3 separate regions of the Mus musculus genome follow, and all the other regions are linked to region 2. The links are chromatin loops, found by intact Hi-C in ENCODE. Cell type or tissue: left cerebral cortex. All regions are shown on one strand. Region 1 has its middle 72 kb from the start of Trib1. Region 2 overlaps Gm36819 (a long non-coding RNA gene). Region 3 overlaps Nsmce2 (NSE2/MMS21 homolog, SMC5-SMC6 complex SUMO ligase).

Region 1 (8,000 bases), 110 kb after region 2:
ATGAACCTCGGCTTAACAAAGCCGGTGGTTGGTCTCCCGGGTGCTTCTAGATCCTGTCGAGCTGATGAAAACACTCACACATGGTTTCATCTATCACAGTGAGGAGGGCAGAACAGACCACATCATGGTGAAAGGAGGCAAAGTGGGATTCAGAAAGGATCCAGGACACGGTCCAGCCTGCAAAGACACTTCCCGGGCGCCTACTTCCTCCCACCTCTCCCCCTCCTCCCATAATGCCATCCAGTATCATTCACTAAGGGGTTAACCAATCCATCGATTAGGTCAGAGCCTTCACAGTCTAATTGTTTCCAGAAAGTCATCACAGACAAGGCCAGAAAGAACTTTACCAACCACCAATGCCTTTCTTAATGCTGCAGGGTTCACAATCAAGATTAAGCATCACATCTGATGACCTGAGAGAGGAAGGTGACAGAAGCTCTGCTTTGGGTGACAGACACACTTGTGTTGAAGCATCTCCTCTGCCAGACAGCCTTGGGACGTTGCCCAGTATGGAGGCTCCTTCATGCAATGGCATCAGTGAGGTGCATCTCTTAGAGTCTGATGAGCAAGAAGTTGGTGAAGGCAAATCCTGACACCTAGTCGGTGTCAATAAACCCACTCTTTGGACCATTGTGCTTCCTCCCTAAAGGAAAACTACAACCGTGATGCTAATTGCCAGCTTGGTGAGATCGAAAATCACTTAGCAGACAAGACTTCTGGGCAGAACTGTACAAGACTTTCTAGAGTGGGTTAAGTGACGTAGAAAGACCCACCCTACACACGGGTGCCACCATTCCACACCTTGGGATCCCAGACTAAATAAAAAGGAGAAAACAAGCTGAAGTCCAGTGTTCAGCTCTTTGTTTCCTGACTACAGATGACATGTGACCATGTGCCTCCTCTCCTGCCACCATGGCCTCCCCATCATGGTGGACCTTATCCTAGAACTGTGAGCCAAAATAATTCTTCTGTAAGTTGATTTTGCAGAATAGTGTTGTCATAGCAACAGAAGAAAGTAAGTGCAATAACACATTCAACAACTGCCACCTCAGATCTGCTTGGGACATTCCAGAAGGGTGATTTGTTGAATCTTCTCATTGTTTTACCCAACTATTTCATCAGTCTTTGGATTCAGAAACTGGGGCAGTGCTCGTGACTAGGTTTCCACAGTCATGCTGGGATGCCTGGCCCTAGCTTCCTGCCCAGGGCAAATGGCAAGAGAGGGTAGGGGAAAGGGAGAGACAGATATTTACTAAGTACTTACTTGGTCCTCCAAGCCTGTGCACATGCCTCAAATACACACCTCCATAATACCTCCCAATAATCTAAGATTTTTCTATTATTTATCTGAGAAAATGTGGGCTCAGAGAAGTGAAGTGAGTTGCCCAAGGCCATAGAGTTTCTGAGAGGCCGAGCCAAGATCCAAACCAAGGACCTAGAGTCTTCTAAACACAATCTGGTGCCCAAGGCCAGAAATCTGCTAGAGTTGGCATCAAGTTCTGAGACTATCTTGCCCAATCAATCAGCTTAGGACAGAAGATGCAGGCACTATGGTGAGATCCAGGAAACAGTTTGGGGAAACTGAGATCAAGCCAGAGCTTATGCTGAGAACTTCCTCTTCCACTTGGGTAAGGTGCCTGAGGGAAGAAGTGACCAAGCCCTGGGACACTGACCACAGATACATGCTGGTCCTTGATTCAGGAGCCTGGAGTCATGAAAGCCAGTGAGTGTAAATTGGAGACAGTGCTAGCTCCTTCGGTCACACCAGATGTGTCTTCAGTCACTTGTCCATCTAGCTAAAGGCTTTCTGAGGTCAAACCTGGGAAAGCAGACAAGCACAACATATGGCCACACTTCCCAAAGAATGGAAGACATTAACCACACATAATGCAGTTGGAAAAACAAAAGCTCAAGGAAGTACCTTACCAAGGCTACACTGTGGTTGGTGGTAGAGTCTAGAGAAAATTCAGAGCAAACCCATTGTTGCTGTTTCTGCACAGGGCAGCAATGGGCCAAGGGAAGGGGACTTTACCACCAAAGCCAACACATTGCAACTGTGGGATGCACTGTCTGAACCAGGACATTTCTGGGAGACAAATGGAGGCATTGATATTACTTGAAAACAGCAACCACAAAGACTACCCAGGCAAATCACATGTTCACCTATAGCAGGACCTCGTGATTGACTGCCAACCATGAAAAGCAAATGTTAAAATTCTGCCTCCACTGGGCAGATTCAGCAACTGAGGCTCAGTGGAGAGAATAAAAGCTATAGAGCTCATCGGCAGATACTAAATCAGGGCACGAGCAGAGCTAGGGTCTTGTAAGAAGAAAAGGCACAGATAATTGTTGACTGCTAGGGCCACCTGAGAAGGAGTGTGTGGCTGTCATCCATCCTGATTAAGTTCTATCTATGACAAACTAGTAAAAGTGTCCATTTCAGTTGAGTCAAGGACCTGCATGTGTCTGTGGTCAGTGTCCCAGGCTTGGCCACTTATTGCCCCAGCCAACCAAGTGGAAGAGGAAGTCCTCAGCATAAGCTCTGGCTTGATCTCAGTTTCCCCAATTGGGCTCCCAGGAAGCAGAACCAAGCATTGCAGTTTCGGCAGAGAGCCGGAGGGGAAGGATGCTTTACAGCCAGGAAATGGTGCTGTTCTGTGGCCATAGGGAGATGCGGGAGCCATGGCATGTAGCTTATTCTGAGATACAGTGCAGAGCATGGCTTCTAGGGCAACAGTCTCTGTAAGAGAAGCCCTCTGCTTCCTTCCTCATTTTTCTTCTAAGCTAAGCCAAAAAGCAGCCAGCAATAGGGCCTGGCAGCCAAGAGGGCACTGAGTGACAGAGCAGCTTCAGACAAGGAGGACTGAAGTCAGTGCCGAGACAGTCAGCAGGGATACAATAAGGAGGTCCAGGCCCTGTCACAACAAGATTGACAGACCACACCCCACCCCACCCACGGGAGGCTGCGCAGCCTCAGCCTTCAGGATAGTAGGAGCACTGAAGGTCCCTGCAATCCCTCCAAGGCCCTGCTTTCTGGGCCGGCTGTCAGATCATTGGCCTTACCTTCCAGCTCTTTGCTTTCTAAGAGTTCCTTCCTCTTTCTGTGTTTACCCCACCCCACCCCCAGCCTGTACCCAGTTATCCCCAGCCCAGAGCTTGGGGTGACTTTCAGGAACCTGTCATTGTGAAAAACTCTAACCGCTCCTACCTTGTGTCTCTAACTACACGGAAGGAAGGAATAGGTCCTGTGGATCCGTGTAACAAGATGTCTAGAATAGACCTTCCCATCAGGAGGAAGAGACTATTACAGTCTCCTTCCAGCCCCCTGGTACCAACACTAATGCACACAGATTTCTGAAAGAGTCTGAGGGCAGGGCAGGCACAGAAGATACCCCCAAGTGAGAGTCATGTGCTAGACACAGCTTCTGCTGTTACTTACCTGCAGGACAAGAACTGTCAGCATCATTATGAAGCCAACTGCAGCCCTGCCAATCAATGGCTCACACTTTAAAAAACACTGTCACTGTTTAAAATGAGCTTGAGAGTACACTCCTTTTATGTATGGTTTAAAAATAAGGTTGAGAGGTGAGGTAAATTGCCCCCAGAGACACCCTGCTGACAATCAACACTGAAAATGAGGCCCAGGCAAGCCAGGAGTGGAAGTCAGTGCTCCCGCTATGTGGCTCTAAGAGACAATTTTAGGTTCCCCATCACTCTGATGAACTCAGCTCCAGATTAAAGATGTTAAGAGCCTACAAAGATGAGAGAAACATCCAAAATGGATGTTGGGTGTGGTAGGGGAGGAAGCTGATAGACAATCAGAGGCTCTGGAGAAGCCAGTAGCAGAAGGGACATGAAGGGGACCTCTAGAGATGTTTACCATGGGCAGCAGATGGGAGCTTTAGCGGACTTCCCATTTCAAGAGCATGAGGCAGCTCTGAGGAGAAGGGTTGGCAGCAGGCTCCTGATTTGGCTCCCAGGGTGTTGTGTGCCGGCCTGCGGCCTACTTGAACCGGGTACACCAGGGAGGCAGGCTGGGGCTGAAAGAGACTTAGACCAAGAGAGATTAATGGAGACCAAGACATGATTCTGTTTAAGGCCCGCCAGTTTACTAAGAGAGTCTACTTATAAAAGGGGGAGGCCCATGCCCCGCTAGTCCATTCTTGGTGTCTGGAGCCAGCCTGTAGGTGATGTGTAGAATAGCATGTTCCTCCAGAATGTCTCAGGGGCTTCTCAGCAGGTAGCAGTGTCTTGGGGAGAGCAGTGGTCAGCGGCAGAACAAAAGAGCCATCTAGGTCAGAAGGCTCCACCTTAGGTAATTTCCTTCTCAGTGGCAGCAAGGTCAAAGTCTGGATCAGCCTGCTTCAGGGCTGAGGGAGGCTACACTAGGGAACATGCCTCCATGCCCGCAAACACAGTGTGGGGGTCAGACTGCTGTTGACATCTAGTGAGGGGGATGGCAAAGGCTCCTGAATGCACAACCATGCACAGAGGGGAGGCCAGTCTGAAACAAAACATCCCAGGATATTCTCTCTCTCTCTCTCTCTCTCTCTCTCTCTCTCTCTCTCTCTCTCTCACACACACACACACACACACACACACACACACACACACACACACACACACCCTGGACCACTGAGGAGCCTTGTGGGAGCTGTCAGAATGGGAGGTGTAGATGCCAGCACCGTGAGCCCGATGAGAGACCAGGACACAGAGGAGGAAGTCGGCTGTGAAAATGGAGAGTGGACCCATGAGAGCTAACTGAGCTCAGGGTGAGTCAGATGTGGGGAACCAGGGAATCAGAACTTGCCTCCCACCCCTTTCACTCCCTCACCTCAGCCCTCTCTTTTCTCATCACACACCAACCTCTTACTTGCAGAACTGCCGTTGTTTCTCAGCCTCCTCAAACTGGCCTTTCCTCTCCACACTGATCCTGAAGAAACTGTTCTAAAGCCCCATACTGCTTGGGTTACACTCTTCCTCCAAATCTTCCTTGGCTCCCTAAGCCCCTCAGAATTAACATACACTATATTGATGTATGATCCCACCCTCCCATGAGTCCCAGACATTCCTCGTCTGCTATGATACATGCTTTTGATTGATGGTAGCAAGTACATGCCTCAGTCCCCTGAAGAGGCCTAGTTCCATCTGTAATCTGTGGTTCTCCAAACATAGGACTTTTCTGATCCACTCTCTTCAGCAGTGGACAGGAAACCAGACACTGGCCCTGAGAACATGCAGGGAAGAGACCTTCGGAGGTTTCTTTGCTGTGGAAGGCAATCCCTTGTCATCTACTACACAGGTCACACCTACAGATGACTCTGCTCAGCAGCAGCAGTCCTGTCTTCCTTCCTAAGAGGACATGGCCCCAGCATGACACCATGGTAGGTAACGTGGCAGATAAGAGAGAAATGATTTGCATGATTGAAATGATTGCTAAGTGCCCATACTGACCAAGCTGGAAGCATCAGGTCTTCAAAAGCCTTCCTGCACAGAACTAGGGTTCTTTGTAACTCATGACCAAACTGACATCTTGCTCGAGTCTTTGATGCAAACCCAGCCCCTTCATTCCCTGGTTCTGACTCATTCTGGCTTCTCACCTTCAGGAAACCTTGTCCTTCCCTTAGATAACAATAAAGATGCTACTTCCAGTGGATCCCCAAAGCAGAGGCCATATCTGCCTTCTCTATACTGGACCTGAGCTCCATCTGTGTGCTGCCACCCACCCAGCCTCCGCAGGTCTTCTGAGAGAGATCTCTGGTCCACTGTAAGACTGTGAGATTTTTGAGTGGGAGGACCCTATACCTGTGCACACTGAACCTCCCAGGCTTCCAGGGAGCTGAAAAGCCTGCAGTTGGAAGTTCTGGCCTTGACGTCACCACAAAGATGGACGGTAAACCTAGAATTAGAAGCAGAAATAAGTCATTTTCTAAGTAGCTTTTTGTCATAGTATTTAAACACAAGAGAAAGGAAATTAGAACAAGGAATTTGGATGGGTGTGGGAAATGGGAAGGTTCTGACTAAACACCAACTATAGCCTTAAACTAAGCAACCGAAACTTCATTAGGAAAGCTGAGAAACTGAACGCCAGTAAAGCACTTACCTGGCATGCAGGGAGCTCTGAGTTTAATCCCTAACACTGCAAAATAAATAAATACATATATACATATATACATACATACATACATACATACATACATACATACATACATACATAAAAGACTGACAGTAGCCAGACATAGTGTAAATGCCTGAAATTATGGCATCAGGAGGCTGAGGCAGGAGGATCATGGGTTAGAGGCTATCCTGGGCTACATAGTATGACCTCAGCCATCCCACACTCCTAAAGATAATGTAAATGTCCAATTTTAGCATTTCTCAGTATTTAGCCAAGGTGGGTCTAGCACACTGCCATGATATCAGACTTGGTCCCAAAACTGGGACAGATAAAGCAAAAGCGGGATGTGGAGCTAAGGGCTGGAAAGAAGGGTCCTAACCTCCTCCCTCTGAAGCCCATCGCATCCCCCCATAGGTCCAGCACTATCCCAATCCTAGGCATGTTCCAGAAGCCCTGAGGAGATGGAAGAGTAGTGTGGTGGAGGCGAGGAACACCATCTTCTGTCCCATAGTTCCCAAGCCCTCCTCTCAGAGGGAAGGATCAGTGACTGGGGGCCAGCTGTTAAGTTACTGCACTTCAATAGAAATCTAGTCAACAGCTCTTAGCCAAGGCCAGGGAAGGAATCTCTCAGGTAAAAGAACAAGCACCAGGAAGGATTGCTCAAAAAGGCATCTGAGGACCAAGGATAATGTAGTGACAAAGCCCCCACCTTCACCACATAGTGGAAGTCCTCTGACAGCAGCTACTCACACCAACAAAAGTTACCAGACTATGGAATGTTAGAAAATAAGAAATTCATGAGTGGAAAGGGGTTTTGCCTTAGTCACTAGTCAGAGAAACCATGTCCCCTGTGGGGACTTTTGCAGAGTCACTTCTAGACTGGGGGGTCAAAAAAAAAGTGGCTGTCACCTCCCACAAATGGACCTCAAAAAAAGACCAACTCAGCTGCTTCCGTGCCCGTTATGAAGAGAAGAAGTATCAGGAAGTGGGGCTTCACAAAACTCTAAAGTGCTTACAATCAGCATGAAAGGAAAGCCCTGCCTCCAGTTCCCCCTTTGAAGCGATTTCACAAACTGAATTCCTTTCCTTTGACCAACTTTCCCAATCTTCACATATTTACCTTGCGGGGGAGGCTGACGACACATGCTGAGCCCCACTCCCTACAGCTGGGATCACTCTGTGGGACCCTTTCAAACACCCCAGCTTCCAAGAGAGCCTCTAACCTCCCAGCAAAGCAAAGTTCTCACCAGTGAGGTAATACATCACGGTCACCTTTCAAGGGACCATGATGCTCCCAATGTACAGGTGCAAAAATTGAGGCACTGATGAGATGGGCGCTTAACCAACATTTGCCATCAGTCTCTAACATGAGCACCCAAGCTATTAGTCTTACAGGCCCGGGGTTGGCCCACCACATGGGCGTGTTTCCAGTCCTGGGCCTGCTTATTTGAGTGTTAGGTAAGTCTCTGACAATAGCTGGGTTATCTCTATTAGTATTAACTCTCTTTGAAATAAAAATAAGAAATTCCAGTGTGTGTGTGTGTGTGTGTGTGTGTTTGTGTCTTGCAGTACACATGAGCACACAAGTGTTATGTCCATATTTCTGTGCAGGGCAAAGAACAACCTCAAGTGCTTCCCATCTTACTTTTGAGAAAAGGCCTCTCACTCGCCTGTAAACCACCAGTAAGCTAAGGCTGACTGTCCAGTAAGCCAGGGAGCAGCCCTTCTCTGCCTCAGCACTGGGGATCTAAGCACATATCAACATACTTGAGGGTTGCAGGTTTTTTAATTAAAAAAAAAAAAAAGGTTTTGAAGGATGAAACTTTCAAAACTTACCATCTGGGCTATCACCTCAGCCCTGTTTTATTCTGGTTTATAGACA
Region 2 (8,000 bases):
TGTCTAGAATAAAAATAAATAAAGAAGGCAACCATTGCACGCATGCAAAGCTGTATCATTCAGTCAACAAAGGCACTAATGAACTTCATTCTCAAAAGGAGAAATACAAAGAACCTATAAATACTTGGAAAAGGGGTTCAATATATTTAGCTTTCAGGTGGATGAAGATTAAGACCGCTTTAAGAGTTCCTGTCACCCTGGTCAGAATGGATATTATCAAGGAACAGGTGACAGCAAAAGCTGGCAGCATATGGAGAGAGGGGAGCTTTTCCTTGTTGCTGGTAGCAATTAAAGTGTTCAGCCCCTATGGAACCAAGTAAAGATTTCTCGACAAACTAAAAGAGGAACTACCATGTAACCCAGCTCTACCACTCTTGGGTATATACCCAAAAGACTTAAGACAACATACCACAGAGACACTTTCATATCCATATTTATTGCCACCCTGTGCAACAACAAAGAAGTGGAACCAGCCTGGACGGATAGATAAGGAAAAAGTGGTACACAACATAATGGACTTTCAGTTGATTAATATTTTCTGATTAGACATTTGAATTTGCTACCAATGGTACCACTCTAAACCACCAAGTATTATCACATGTATTACCCAGGAATTAAAAAAAAAATTAAGACTCCCTTGACCTGTGGTTTGTCCCCTATGTTCAGGAAAACACCATAAAGACACAAGAGCGTTAAGACTCTTTCCCAATGGGGCAGTCAGGATGGTGATGGGAAATAAAGGGTTAACTCGGGTGAGGAAAGTCTACAGAGGATCTGGTTCCAGACTCCAGACCCAGCAGCTGTGTGAACAGAGTGAAGTCATTTCCCGTTCTGTAAAGTGGAATTAATAATAAGTGCCTTTCTTACATCACACTGTTATTACGAAACTCAAATTACAGAACCAGGGCGAAAGCTTTGTAATATGTGAGGTTATAGACCAAGGAAGGGATGGAAATCACCAACACTATCATCATCATCTTTACTGCAGGCTGTTATAAGGTAAAACCAATAAAAGTTCTAATGCATCAGGCAAAGTCCAGCCAAGTCAACAGAAACCACGGAGTACTGGGAACCAGGGGGAAATTCAAGTACAAAAATGAGAGGGAAGGGAGGGCAGAAAGCGGTGAGCAACCCAGGACAGCACCAAGCAGGAGGCAAGACCAGAGCACCTAAGACCTGGAATCACTCACTGAAGAATCCCCGCAGAAACAAGGTTGTCTCAGCTGATGGTTCCTAGTGGTCAGCAAAACCTATTAAAAGCCATGGTGTGGCTCTGAGAACTCTGAGTCAAGAAGAAAGTGCGGGCCTGGTGAGATTTCTCCTAGAGCCAACAGGTAGAACTTTGCTCCCATCTCTGCTGCCGCCGCCCGAGGTGCCCCTCACCCCAACATTTACAATAGCAAGCACCTTCCCTTCTATAATGTAAAGCCAGGGTCTCGGCCACCTCGGCCTCCCCTTCTAGAACCACCTCGAGGGATGGTAGGTATGTCTTCACAAGACTTATTCACATAGTGACGAAACCCGTGTGGACCATGTGTCCGTGGCCCTCTTATCATTTATATAAAGCCCCAAAACTGGCTGATCGGTCCTTTCCTGGGAGGACAGAGACTTGGGTCCAAGGTTGTCTCCCTTCGATGTTACAATTTTTGTTACGTTGTCGTTCTATTCAGGGCAGAGAAAAATGAAATCTTAAAAGAGTTGTTATTTTTGAAAGAGAAAAGAATCTTGGAAATTTCGAGGGCATTAGAGAGTCCCCTCCCCCGTTGTAGCCCTGGCAGAACTGTTAGGAAATCCATTCCTCTGAGGTATGTGTGTTTGCACTAAGCACATAAAATCTGTGTACATGTTCATATACAGACACACACACACTGTTCTTGGGAAGTGAAGATATGCTATCCAGAGCAAAGGCAGGGAGGAGAAGTGTTAAAGCGCATCTCTGTGCTGCACTGCCCTCTGCCTAAGACACGTGCACATGATGGGGCTTCCTTGTCTAAGGATGTCACTGTAGCTTTGGTGGAGAAATTCCTTAAGTGGCTTCTGATGGTCACACTTCATCTTCTGGCTTCGGATATGACACCTATAAGCTGGTGAGTTCTACTTTCAGGAGCCAATCGTGCGTGCTCATGAGCACATCCACACACATAGGAGAAGCTAGACCTTCCCCATAAAAAGGAAGAACAAAGGCAGGATTCCTGTGAACTTAAGAGAAATGCAAGCTTGTAGCTAATGAAGAAATGGAAACTAAAATGGTATCAGAACACAGAGGCTCATTTCCTCAAAACTTGATGATGGCCCCTGTTGAGGGGACCAGAAACCCGTCTTTATCTTAGGATTCCCAGGCCCCTCAGCTGCCCTGTAAAGGCTCATGTGACCATTTTGTCTCTCAGCTCTTTGAATTTGGCCTGTGTTTCTAGGAGACTTGAGTCAGGGACTGTATGTCTGGTCACTCAGGTAATTCACTACACAACTGGGAGAGGAGGGCCACTTCTACCAGACAATGTAACTGGATCCTTCCCAGTGATGTGGAGTGCTTCTACAAAGACATGATTGCTAATTGATTCTGTAACACTGCCATCTACACGTCATGATTCTCTCTGAGTCAGTCCCTTCCCTGTGCCTGATACCTTGCTCAGTAACCAGGACCTAACAATACCTCAATAAAAATCCTCAGAATTCAGAAGCAAGGAACTGGAGAAGATGGCCTTCACCTCGCTCAGACCCAGAACAAGCAAATATTGTAGAGAACAAAATGTTATGAGAACATGCCTGCTTCCTGGGTTATCCTTTAGAGAAGACATACAACACTGCAGTTGACATCTCTGGTTCTGAGGTAGAAAGGATCTGGGTTTTGAGTCACGGCTCCACAACTTACTGGGTCCTACTGAGCATGCTCCCAAACTGCCCCACGGCTGAATCTTCTATTCTGTGAGAAGTCAGTGAGACGAAGCCTCTATGGAGGGCCTGAAATGTGGTAAGACTTGCTCTATGCATCTCAGCTATAGTTGGAAAGTTACGATGTCAACTAATCAATTCAACAACGATCCCTGAGAGCAGACTTTCCCGCACCCAGACTTCCTATCCCAGGCGGGAGACTATGCCCAAAACCTACAAAGTGCTCAATAACAGCTGTCGGATGGAGGGGAGGAAGAAGGGGAAGAAGAAAGAGGAAGAGGAGAGTGGGAAGAAAGTGAGGATGCATGATGAAAGATGATGAAAGAGAGTCTGGAAAGTGAGGGGTCACTGACGGGGTCATAGGGGTGCAGCTCCTGTTCTGCCATCTCTAACTCTGTAACTCTGAGCTAGTCCATCCCTCTGCCTCACTCTGGAATATTTTAAGATGGAAGGTCCCTTCCCCAGCCAGCATCTGGTGGTGCCTGTCTAGTGGAGAGCAGAGGGGCAGGTGCTTGTTCCTGTTTGCAACACTTCCGCTGGCCTGAAGATGGCACCTCTGAGTCAGAAAGAAGCCAGTTTCTGCAGCCTCAGCTTCCAAGCATCTAAGTGCCTAGCAGACGGGATCTAGGGAAATCTATTGCTTGTTGCCTGAGGCAGTGAATGACTCCGCTTCCTTCCTTGCCTACCCCGCTTCTCCCAGTGCCCTCATATGGGGAGGCAGCTGGCTCTGTCATCCAGGTCCTGTTTCTTGCTGGTTGGCCTTGCGCAAAGGCACCCTGCTTTCCTGAGGACTCTTTCACTGTCAGCAAAAGGAGAATTACAGTCCCGGACTTAGTGCGAACTTCACATCAGATGCAGAGCACCGTGCCAAGCACCTGGTGGGGGACTCGTGAAGGATGGCTTCCATTTCTTCCAGGCCTTCCCCAGAATGTGGTCAGCACAGGAGAGGAATGAGTGGGACGACGAGGGAAGAGGAGATGACTCCAGAAAGATGACGTCACTCTGTGACAGGATGCTTCTGCTCGTATATGCCTGGTACTGCGGGGAGTGAATAAAGTCCTGAGTGAATGTTTGTTGGTGACAGGAAAAGGGCCACGAAAGTGGTCACGTCAATGCCACCAATGCCTCAGACTCACGGGAATTAGAAAGCCTTTCCCTGGTGCATGGATATTGGATACTGGCAGAAAATGTCCAGGGCAGCTTCCTCCTCCCGTGTGTTCACAGCCCGAGACTGCTCCCCATAGAGACCCCCACCAAGACTAGTTAAGTCTGCCCTCCTCCTTCAGCTGCATACTACACACTTGTTCAGCTGTGGACAGCCAACCCAGCTCCTTAGTACGGGTGTATGAAATGAACTGCTGAGTTCTATCAGAGCACATGACCCACCTGGTCCCAGCTTTCCTGCGCCTGTGCCTTTGTGCCTGCTTTCTTTTATTCCCTGTTGCCCCAGTCAGGTCAGTCCCTAAGCTGTTCAACTGTGTCCCTTCAAGGACCCATGTCTGTTTACTCTCCCCCTCGTCTCCCAAAGCCAGAGAGCAACGGTTGCCTTTCTGAATGAATAATGCAGCGGCTGCATTACGATCACCCTGCCCTTTGCTAGGCCTTTTGTGGGCTTTGACCTTACATATGCATATAGAGCTGCCATCTTTCCATATCCAGCTTCTGTGGCATGACCATGCTCTGTAAATGCATGGCTTTTACCGTGCAGTTTACTCTTCATATACTGAGCACCTCTGGGCACATGGCTGCCTGCTCAGTGTTCAACAGATGAGAGGTCCTGGAGGCTTGGCTGGCCTTCAGGCCAGAGATCCTGCTGCTAAGAAGGATGCACAGAGCCATCCAGGGTAAAGAAGACTCAAACGCTAGAAAATTAAGGCAAAAGACCATTGTACACCATTCCTCACATTCACATCCCAAGTGTTCTTTGGTTGTGATCACTTGATCTCTGTAGAGAGCTGAGTACCACCATCAGCAGATGGGGAAACTGAGTCTGTGAAGGAGACTTACCCAGGATGGCAGAGCCAGACAGAAGGACAGGGTCCTCTACTCCAATGAGCCAGTCTCAAGAGAGTGGGTCCTAGACAACAAGTAGTTTCAATGGTGTGAAAATGAGAACCACAGTATATTTTTAAAAATCATAAAGAGCTGGCTTCTGTCATGTGACTCACCAGCCCCAGGCCTGCGTGAGGCTGGGGTTGTATTTGTCCCAACACAAAGCTTTTAAGGAATGAATTGCCATGATCCTTGCATTGCGTTTGAAGAAACGCAAGCTCTCTTGGGGAATGGCTAGGTTGCAGGTCACAAGTTACTACACAGAGCCATGGTAGCGCAAGGAATAAGCCCCAAGCCTTCCCTGGGGAGTGGAAACTGCAGAGAGCATGACACATGACTTTTTTTTTTTCAAGGATGCTAACAAAGAGTTCAAACAGAGAAGGCATGTGATACAGAGGTCGGGGGCAGAAGACAGGGTATCCATGGAGAAGCTTGGGAAACGGATCTGCTCTGTCAGGACACTGAGACCATGTGTGAAACACAGCCTTCAAGAGCCTCTTCCCAAGGAGACTGCAGCGCTCTAAAAATGCTCCTGGGGAAGGAAAGCACACCAAATTTCTAATCTGTGGGGGGAGGGAGGGACTCTGAGGAAAAGGAAATGTCCCACCCACTCTTCCATGCACCCCCAACCCCAAGGAATCTGGGCCACCAGAGCAAGACCCTCTGGGTTCTTATTAATGAGCCTGTCGAAGATTCTGCCCAGCGTCCACAGACCGTGGAAATAATTCATAGCGACAGAGCGTGTTTATGTGGGATGACTGCCAACCTCTGGTTTCTTCAGCCTCAGTGCTCCCTCTCGCTCCACTGACCAACCAAGGCCTGTTAGGAGTCTGCCCTCAGCGACAGAAGCCAGAGAACACCCAGATGCTCCCCTCCAGAACCACCTGTCCCCAGCAAGGTCAAAGAAGCCACTCTCTTGGGCTCTGTATGGTCATCGCCCTGGTAACCTAAGAGGTTATTTCTCCCTCCCTAACCCAGTGAAATTCTGAGGGGGCTTTCTGGCTCCTGGTACATTTCTCAGAAATGCACTGGAGAGGCTTGGCATGACCTCAGGGAGAAGGCTAACCAGAACACAGATGCAAAGAGCAGAGCTTGCCTCTTGCCTCAGCCTGCAGAGGCCAAGGCTCAGCCCCAGACTTCCTCACGTCCTCACCCAGAGCCATTACGGGACCTCAGTTCTGGTGTTCTCACAAAGGGGTCCCGAAGAAGACCCACTGAACAGTGTACCATCGCCACCTCTACCACAAAAGCCAAACTCACCCATCAAATGCAAGAAATGGTCAACTGCATCACAGATATGGCAGAGGGGAGCCACCCTCTCTGATTTAAAGTTTCTCGTGAGTCTTGTGATGCCACAAGGGGACACAGCGTGGCATCCATCTCTGCAGGTTGTAAGCTTGTATTTAAACAGGGTTTGTGAGGGTTTTAAAGTCAAGTGTGTCCGCATCAGCCAAGGAAAAGTTCAGGGCATTTGCTCAAACATAGGCAGCAGAGGGATGGCTGAACTGAGAGTGAGGCTTGCTCTGTGACTAATGAGAACTAGGAAAGCTTCTCACGATTCCCTGTGCTGGGAGGTTCACTCATCTCTTGAAAGTGTGAGTTAACCAGCTAAGCATGCTTGTTATACACTCCATGCCAGCTTAGAGAGAAGACCCATCAATATACATATCCACGCAGTTATGAGCATCCAAGGACACACATTGAAAAGTACAAGTGCCGTCAACTATTTCTCATGGTAGTTTTGTTCCATAGAACTGCCATGGATATTTTAGTTATTAAACCATTGCTCCGAGGGGAAACAGAGGGTTAGGCTTTTCATAGCTTCTGCTCGTATCATTTCATCAACCGTCCAAACGCATCCTTATTTTATGTGTTTTTGTGAGCAGCATCTTACTTAATAGACTGGATGCGTTCACGCTGATTTCACAGGCAACAGCGCTGTCTCAGGCTGTATGAAATTTATCTCACATTCACTGAAAAAGTGAGTTGAAAAAGTGTTTTTACAGTATGAACTAAAATGAGAAGCCTTGCTCTACATCCCCAGGAGCATAGATGTGTGCTAGCCCAAATTTCACACCACTGCTGAAGTTCATGAATAGCTGAGGATGTTCTTCAAGAACCTACCTGGGGACCATATACAAACAGTAGCACATAAGAGACTTTGAAAATATACACTCTACATAATAAAAATTGTGTGCATGTACATTTATGTGTACATACATAATAATCGATATGATATAGGTATAGGTGTAAGCTATATTGCATGACTGTGGTCCCGGGATGCAGGCCACCAGGAACCACCCTCTCCAGTGTTCTAGGACCCACTGGTTGGCCTCAATGGCTTTAGAGAGCAGCGCTAGACTTGTCCCTTAGCTGCACTGAAGCCAGAGCTCATGCAAGGAGTATTTTGTGAAGCTCTCCCTGAAGGCCATGTCTGAAGCACCCCACGATTGCCCTCACCCCAGAAGTCTCCTTCCAGCCGCCTGCAAATCAGAGCCAGCTGAGACTCAAAGGTCCCCCCCAGTGCCTGCTCCTTGAAGCCCACACGGGCTGCCTCAGCTTCTGACTATGTCCACACCCTCACTGCTAGGCACAGAAGAAGGATGCTATATCTGATGCATCTGTCTGTGTGCTGATCATCCGGCAAAGGACTTGGTGTCCAGAAGCCCTTTAAACACAGAGTCACTGAATGTTAGAGATAATCCCAGTCCAGGCCCCTCAAAGTGAGCGTCCTGAACAAATTAGAATGGTCCGAAATGCAGGTTCCCAGATGCCTCCCTACACCTGTGAATGTGAACTTCAAAGGCAGGTGTCACTACTCTGCCCTATAACAAGTTTTCCAGTATGTTCTAATGATGCCTACTATGTTTTCAAAGCTCTGTGTCAATTATGCACACCTCACCACACTTTTACAGATAGGGAATTCAAGTGTGGCAATAGAACTTGTGTCCCCAAGGTCACCCAGATAGGTAAGGCTAGTTGTGGAACAAAAGCCCAGCCCCCACCTAACACTTCGCTCCTTAACATTCCATGACAATGAGGACACTCACAGGTGC
Region 3 (8,000 bases), 300 kb after region 2:
AAAGCTCTTCTGAATCCCACCTTTAGATGGCACGATGTAATGTCCCTTGCCAGTTTCTAGCACCGTGACACTAGGTTCCCCAGTAGCCACAATGGTGAGAAATAAATTGCTTTATCAATTACCCAGTCACAGAGTTCTGCTACAGAAACACAAAACAGACTAAGATAGATGGTGAGAGGTGCTAACTGGGGTGCCTGGAATGTCAAATCGAAACAGGGCATCCTGGGAATACTGGTGTGATGAAGACGTCCTGCAAAAGCCCGCTGTGCCGGGTCATTAACACTTCAGTTTTGTGGAGACAAGGTCTCCTGCAGCCCAGGTTGGCCTCAGAGTCCTTCTGCAGCAGAGGAGAACCTTGAGTCTTCTGCTTCCACCTCCCAAGTCCTGGGAGTATAGGTGGTGCACTACCATGTCTGTTCTATGCCGTGCTGGGGACATTACACATGTATGGGAGCACTCTACCAAGTGAGCTACACTGTCAGCCTGACACCATTCATTCCTACCCCCGCCCCCCATCCTGGTATACTAGCTCTCTGCACCCAGAAAGTGGCAATGGACTAGTTGTGTTTTGAGTCTGCTAATAAAGACCACTCAAGGCAAACATCTGTTGCTTTCCAGAGCAAACCATAAATACTCTAGATTTAGGTTATTTGAATGGCATGTTCTTTCTGATCTAGTTCAATTGATACTTGAGTACTGCTCTGCAAGTTTATTTGTCTTACGTTCTAATTATATTTAGAACTCTTTTCACACTGCATCATTCAAACAGATGCCTGGACAGCTGTTGTGATTTTTTTCCTAGAGTTTCACTAAGATGTAGATTTCAGTAAGGTTTTTAAAAATAAACGACACAGGTGTTATCTATGAGTCAATTGGCACATTAGCTATAAAAATAAGGATGTTAGGGAAATGGGGTTTTCAGTGTTTTGACCAATCTATTTTCATTTGGTTGTATCCCCCACCCACCCCCAAATAAAAATCAACTGCTCCTGGGACTATATATCACAGTCTTGGCTATTGTTCTAATATTATCATGGAATGGAATAATTCAACAAGGCCCTTTCCAGAGACTGAAATCCCACCAACACTGATGGGGGACTGTGCAGACACTATGCAAATTCTTTCATGCCCTATAATGTTTCTTTCAGGAGGTCTAAAGACACTGAAAGCAAATTGCATAACATGTCTCGAATGTCAGAAGCGACAGAGACAGCTGAAATTCCTGAACACACACGAATGACTTCTCATGGGGTCTGAGCAGTGCTGGGCAAACATGGAAAGGTTCTACCCCATGTCTTCACTTTTGAAACAAGGTTTCACACCAAACAATACTTTGCATTTGTGAAACCTTTATGTGCATTCACATGTAATTACATTTTACCTTTGGGTTTTCTTGCCCATATTGATCTTTACAGAGATCACCAAGCAGAATCTAGAGGGCACAATTACTAACAGGCACAGCCGTGGTTGGCCTCAGGCCTTTTGTAATTACAAACAGTAGCAGGGGCAGTAGTTAATAACTGCAATGCATTTGCCACGCGTGAGGTCCTGAATATTTGATGTAATCACTGAAACGCTAGGATGCAGATATTATTACCAAGGGTGGAATATCACATACCACGAAACTGTTTCATACACAAATTATTAGAATATTGCATAAAATTATCTTTAACCCACATGTATAGGCTAATTATTGAAAACAATGTTAATACATTTTAAGTTGAAACTTGGGTCCTGTCCCTAATTTATCATATTATATACATGCAAAAATGGTGATATCTGAAGACTCCTCCAACACTGTGTGTCTGAGGCCTTTGGATAAGGACTACTTAACCTGTATGACTGTTACTCAGAGAAGCAGAAAGCAAGACCACAGAGAGGCCAAGGAATATGGTGGTGATACCACTGCTGTCACAAAGCATGCCAAGGTTTACGCCGGCACAGGCTTTCTGCTTGCTCTTTCAACAGCTCTGCTAGACTGACCTCCGACAAGCACAGCTGCGCTCATCCAAATCTCGCCGTTTCCATCCATGACTCAGGCAAAATTACTTGCAAGAAGCCAGGGCTACCCAAGAGGCTCCACACTGCTACACTCAAGGTTGCAGTACAGGTCTGTGATGCTGTGGCGTCCTGCTTCTGCACAGTGGCAGATACTTTGAAGACATGAGCTGGTTAGTACTCTTACTGCCTAAGCGCTGGGTGTCACACAGCTGGTGTACTGAAACTGTCTCTGGAAACGATCAAGTCTTCATCAGCAGAGAGTATTGACTTTCTTTGGGTTATACCTCTCTTAAAATTAAAACACAAAATCAACAATTTGAAAAGCTAAATATCAACTCTTAAATCGGAGCAATTAGCATACCATATAAGACCTACCAATCATATATAACCTGTAATTTGTAAATAGGCTTTGTTCAGTGCTTTGAAAAATGTAATCAGTAGTGAATATTTAAAAAGCAAAATACCAATTTTCATTTTCTCTAGAAAAACTATCATTGAGAGCAGTAGCCAGGGCAGGCAGGGCATCTGTTCTTCAGCACAGTGCCTACAAAGGCAGCAGACTGCTCGTGTACTCTGTGTCCTGGACTCTGTAGTGCAGAGTGTGCTGAGCCCCTCAGAGGATGACCTGGAAGTGCGCCAGAGTCCATGGAGACTCCTGTTCTCCCCTCACTACTCTGCCAGTCTCGCTGGGTCGTGCAGTGAGTGGTATTCACTCATTTTTAGTGACTGTGATGGTTAATCTTCACTGTAAACTTCACTTGATTTAGAATCACCATGGAAACACGCCTTTGAGTGTATCTATGAGGGCATTTCCAGAAAGGTTCAACTTAGAAGGGAAGACTTATCCCTGAATGTGAACAACTCCACTGCAAGTCCTGTTCATGGCTCTAGGGTGGATGACCCATCCTGCTATGCTATGCTGCCCTCTCTGCACCGTGAGGGAAACTCGCTAACTAGATCATACCCACAGACTTTAAGGAAGAAAGCAGGTTGCTGGTCAAAAGTTCTGAGTCCTTTAAGGCCATTTAATTTGTTTATGATTGTCACAAAGATTGTAGGCAGGGAGAACAGCTGAGACTGCATTCGCTGACCTATTCTGGAGATACCAGCAAGCTTCTTCCTGGGAAATGACGATGGTCTCCTGCCTGCAGCTGAGCTACTGTGAGGAAGATTATAACTGTGTCAGGCAGGGGCTGGAGGCAAGCACGCACTTGAAAAATTATTAAATTTATACATACAGTCACAAATGAACTACACCTATAATGCAATGCCCTTCACCAAATTGGATGTTCTAGTGTTTCTAATTATTTCTAACTAAAAGTGTTTCCTCAATTAGTCAACAAGTTGCTACTAAATCAAGTGCCTGAAATAAGTAATCTACATAATGTAAGGGTTTTTCCTGTCTGGGCCCCAAACAACTACTAAAAGCACAGGTGGGGGGTAAAAGTATCGCTAGAATGAGTCATCAGAACCGGTTTATACTATAACCAGCTGAACTTTAAATAGAACCTTTTTATTTTAAAATGAGCTTAGCACAACCATTTCTAAATGGTATTTTTTGTCTTAATACTGTGTACAATGAGAGGCAGTATGCAATGTTCACATTGTTAAAAAGAAAATCCTGATTGTTGGAATGGCTGCAGTCAACCCAGCTGTATTGTCTCAAATAAGCAGATGGCACAAAGGCTAATAGAGCGTTCAGTGAAAGAGCACAATAGGGCTAGCAGCTGCTGCAAACACAGGACACCTCCATGACACTAGAACAGCTCTGACAGTCCAGATCCACTTCCCGCATCTAGAAAGGCGGTTGCTGAGGAGGTACTGGGGCTTAGTTCTCTCTCCTCAGAAGCCAAAGGTTTATCAGGAACTCTTACCAAGGGTGGGAAGGGTTAGCGCTTGGCGAGCTTGCAATATCCATGTTCCTGCCTGTGCTACTAATAAGGAAGTGCTGAAAAATCACCATCACCATGTGTTAACTCAGAGCTGGGGGCGGGGGGGGGGGGGTTACACAAACAGTTCTCAGCTATGTGTCCGTCAACAAATCATCAACAACTACTCGATGAGAACAGAAAGGTGGTTTCTGCCCTTGGGGAACTTATTCTGAGATAGGAAATAAGAAGTGACAAACGACTGGGTGTGGTAGCTCATACCTGTAAAACTCATCACTTAGGGGACCGAGCCAGGATTGGCTTGATTTCCAGGCCAGCCTGGGCTACACAGTGAGACTTTCTCAACAAAACCAAACCAAAACAGAGACAAATCACACCAACAAACATGGTCCCTGTTCCAAGATCACTAACTTATGAACGGGGCCCCATGACTGGACTCAGGTTACCAAACCACCCGGCTCCTACGAGGTGACTTTCACAAGGACAAATACTTTCATGGCTGACAAAAGATCACTTTAGTCAAAGAGGGAGAAGTGTTAGAATTGTAGAATGTCCCTAGCCAAGCAAGCTCTCTACTGAAATGGCAGGTGAGCACGGGAAGCAGCCAGAGCTGTGCTCGTGTACACTGATTTCCTGACAAGGTTGGATGACACACTAGACTATTTTTAAAAATTATATGCTAGGATTTCAATCTGACTAGTGATTCAACTCAACTTCAAAAAAGAAGGAAGCTCACAGCAGTCTTTCTGTCTTGCTAAGCTTCTGCTGTTCCTGTCAGTCAGTCAGCGCCCAAATCCCAGACCTTTGCATTTGATGCAAATGTAGGCAGTCCTGACATGACTTACTCCTGGCCAGAGACTGCATTCTCTCTCTTAATAAAATGTGTGTACACAACAGACCTCACTATACATTTATTTCAGAGAAGACCTACGATGGTCCCCGAACGCTTCAGTAATGAGACCTTTCCATAAGAAAGCTACTTTTCTAACATCAGCATGGAGAAAGTTAAGGTTCCTGCGGCCCACCAGCCATGTGCTTGCACAGGGGAAAACCCAAGCCTTGAACTATCTCAGAGCTCCATCTGTTCTAACCGCCTCAAGCTACGGCTCAGCTCCCAGGTGCACCGAACCACATCTATCAAAATATTTACCCCTAAAATAACTTTGTAATAAGAGCGGAATGTCCTTTTTGATGATTTCCTTTGAAAAATACATACGTATTTAACCGGCAACTCCAAACTTTCAGAGAGGGCAGATTCCATGAATCTACGTAATAAAAGCCTCCCTTCACACTGTTATAGTTGCTCTACTATGAAGATTTACAAGCACAGAGCTTTATATGGCTTACATTTCCACATTTGTCTGTTTTGACTCTTGGCCTCCATATGATGGCAAGGATAGAGTGAGCCTTTAACAGAAATGCCACACTAAGGCTACAAGCTGCCAGTGAAAGCTACAAGATCTCTTGGCAATTTTTGGACAGGTTCAGGTGAATTTCAGCATCTGGGACTGGCATGTGTATTACAGATGGAAAAAGCAAAACAATACCCAAAGAAAGAGAAAAGCGGTCCTCCCAATTGAAGCAAAATCATACCAAAATCTACCCACCTCCCAGCCTCGGCCCAGCACTGAGGAAATACCTCTGCCATACTGTCAAAGCATAATCAGTTCCTAAAACAATGGCTCAGCGTTTGAGTCACCCAGAGCGTGAAGGGCAAGTGAAAGGTCAGTTCCGGCATGCTCCCACAAAGCAAACACGGAGCTTGAGCCAGCACCAGCCAGGCCTTGGCATGGCAACCACAGGGCTCGCTCACTTCAGCAACCCATGGGTTCTGCCCTCAGGCTTCTCCAGACCCCCCCCCCCCCCCACACACACACACACACTTCCTCTCCTCCAAAGGAACCAGGGAAAGCTGAGAAGCAAACCTGAGAGGAGGGCCAGGCCTGCTCAGAAGCAGCCCTCCATGCCACTGGAGAACCCAAAGATGGTGCAGTGCCTCCAGAACCAGTGGTCCTAGCTCCCAGAAGCTTCTGGAATTCCTTATGAGTACTTACTAGAACACCTTTCTTTCTCCCCGCCAGTCATTTCACTATAATCAACTAAAATCTGCACATGGTGGACACTGACAATGGATTTTTAAAGATCCCAAGTATGCTTATTATTTTAGATTCTCTGCCACTGACATTATATTTAACATCAAAAGTTGTACTAAAAAGTCAATTAAAATAATTTTCTAGCCAAAAATTTTTCAAAGAATTTTTGCGGATTTTTTGTCTTGGAACTCTTGGTCTTGGAACTCTCGGTGGCTGGCTATTCTTTTAATTTACAGTCTGCAGAGATGTCTTAGTAAGCACATGCGAGTTAAGCACTTAAAGAAGATGACAAAATCTTTGTTTATATGCAAACATATGTATGTATTTATCTGCAAACACACATTTAAACCTGTGATTGCTTTTGAGGTCTTTACAAAGAGGCTTCTCAGTTAGTCACCATATTCGTCATATCTAAGGACTACCAGTGCTTGACTGGAAGAGGCAGACAGGCTACTGGAGAAGGGGAGGCCCTCTGCAGGGAACAACAGAAAGATGCAAGTGAGATCTGAAGAACAGCCTAGTGATGAAGACGTTACCAGACTCATGTCCCAGAGCCTCCAACTCAGCAGACGGGAAATGGTCACTACGCAACAATCCCTTATGTATGTCCAACAAGGGTCACATAAAAGAAGAAACACTTCCACCCACCTGAGGAACTCATAACTTGTCTGAGGTTATAGAGCTAAGACTGGCATATGGAGTGTGAGACAGAAAGTGAAAACTGTCAAAGACCCCACATACCAGAAGCCCTCATGTAAGCAGTGGCAAGGAGGAGGGCGTAATGCACCTGGCACAGGAGCCACGCACAATGTCATTTCTGTAGAGACGCCCATGAGTGAACAGTGCCATGGAAGGCTAGGGGCATACTAAGGCTTTTCAGAAGTGACGGCATCGAGCAGGCTTGTGAAAGACAGGAAGTTCTTCCCCCTACAAGCAGAGTGACTTCTATGAGTTTTCTCTGCACATACGTATCAGGGATGACAGCACTAACTTCACTGGGCTTCTAGGGATGAGAAGAAAATAGACGCTGATGAATATACACAATGAAACCTTAAAAAGGAAATGCGTACATGCACATAGAACAGCAGCAGGGTCCAATCTACTCTCCTTTGTCTTTTGGCTTCTTCTCTGTTCAAATGTTCGTGGGCTTTCCACCATGGCAGACACTGTACCAGGCACTGTGTACATCATCAGGGAAAATACATGAAACATCGTTGTGTGCTCTTATCTAAGTGATATTCTGTAGCCAGAGATAGGAGGACAGCGGAGTGGGCAGAAGATGCAGTGTGACCAAAAGTAAAGCAAGAAGTAGGGCCTCAAAACAACCAGTCCTTTGCTCTGCAGAAGCAAGCGAGAAGGGGACTTGCCATCAGAGGGACTCATGGAAGGCCGCCAGGGAACAGGAAACGGGCTCAGCAACAGTATGGCAGAAGAGAAGATCTGAACGAGTTTAGTTTTGCTCCGCTGGTAAGGGCTCCCTGGAAGACTATAATGAAGCCATGCCTGGCAATGGCAGCTCACAGGGTTGGGAGCTGGGCAGATTAGGTGATCTTTGTCTGAGCAGCCAGTCTGTAGAAGGCTCAATCTGGAAGAGCTTGTGTTTCAGTTAAGAGTCCTGGAGCACTGGAGCAGGACAAAAGACAGGGGCTGGCTGGACCGATGGCACAGTGGGAGGTGAGGTGATCAAAGGAGCACAGAGTGCTGGTGACTGCTCTAGTAAATGGGCCAAGTATGCAGTGTAGGTTGGGCTGAATCACCGAGATGAGCAGCAGAGAACCAATAAATAACAGCTCCTGTCTTCCCTCCTTCCTGAGAGCACTGGAGGTCCATGTACAGAACATTTTGGAGGCCCAGGAAAGGAATGCAAAACTGGAAGAGCCAGGAGGGTGAACACCTACCGTGGCAGATCTTGGACAGTAAAATGAACAATAGAAATGACTAGGATTCAGAGGGTCAGGAGGTCGTGAGGTGAGGCTAGCCCACTGATCTGCTTGGCTATAACCTGGTCACAGCCTAT

Evidence for each region. Peaks named below come from ENCODE experiments on the same cell type or tissue, not always from the same donor. Only the 100,000 strongest peaks of a DNase experiment are listed, where the experiment ranks them.
Region 1: it touches region 2 in a loop (1.9-fold over the local background); 2 of 42 quality-filtered maps call a loop at or near these places.
Region 3: it touches region 2 in a loop (3-fold over the local background); 5 of 42 quality-filtered maps call a loop at or near these places.

The regions. Positions count from the first base shown.
Region 1 is chr15:59,716,324-59,724,323 of GRCm38, reverse strand. No RefSeq gene overlaps it. Among named protein-coding and RNA genes, the nearest start is that of Trib1, 72 kb to the right of the region's middle. In left cerebral cortex, no CTCF peak of the experiment used is centred here; DNase peaks (open chromatin) are centred at 2,712, 3,066, 3,985 and 4,824.
Region 2 is chr15:59,824,091-59,832,090 of GRCm38, reverse strand. Gm36819 (a long non-coding RNA gene) reads right to left here. Exons shown (of 3, transcript XR_384128.2): 2 at 4,900-4,969; 3 at 486-3,930. Among named protein-coding and RNA genes, the nearest start is that of Gm36819, 4.7 kb to the right of the region's middle. In left cerebral cortex, a CTCF peak has its summit at 3,425 (motif pointing right); a DNase peak (open chromatin) is centred at 3,465; H3K4me3 peaks cover 233 bases.
Region 3 is chr15:59,521,841-59,529,840 of GRCm38, reverse strand. The region is part of intron 4 of Nsmce2 (NSE2/MMS21 homolog, SMC5-SMC6 complex SUMO ligase); the gene reads right to left. Among named protein-coding and RNA genes, the nearest start is that of Gm36677, 92 kb to the left of the region's middle. In left cerebral cortex, no CTCF peak of the experiment used is centred here; DNase peaks (open chromatin) are centred at 2,934, 3,449, 3,721, 4,564 and 2 more places; H3K27ac peaks cover 880 bases.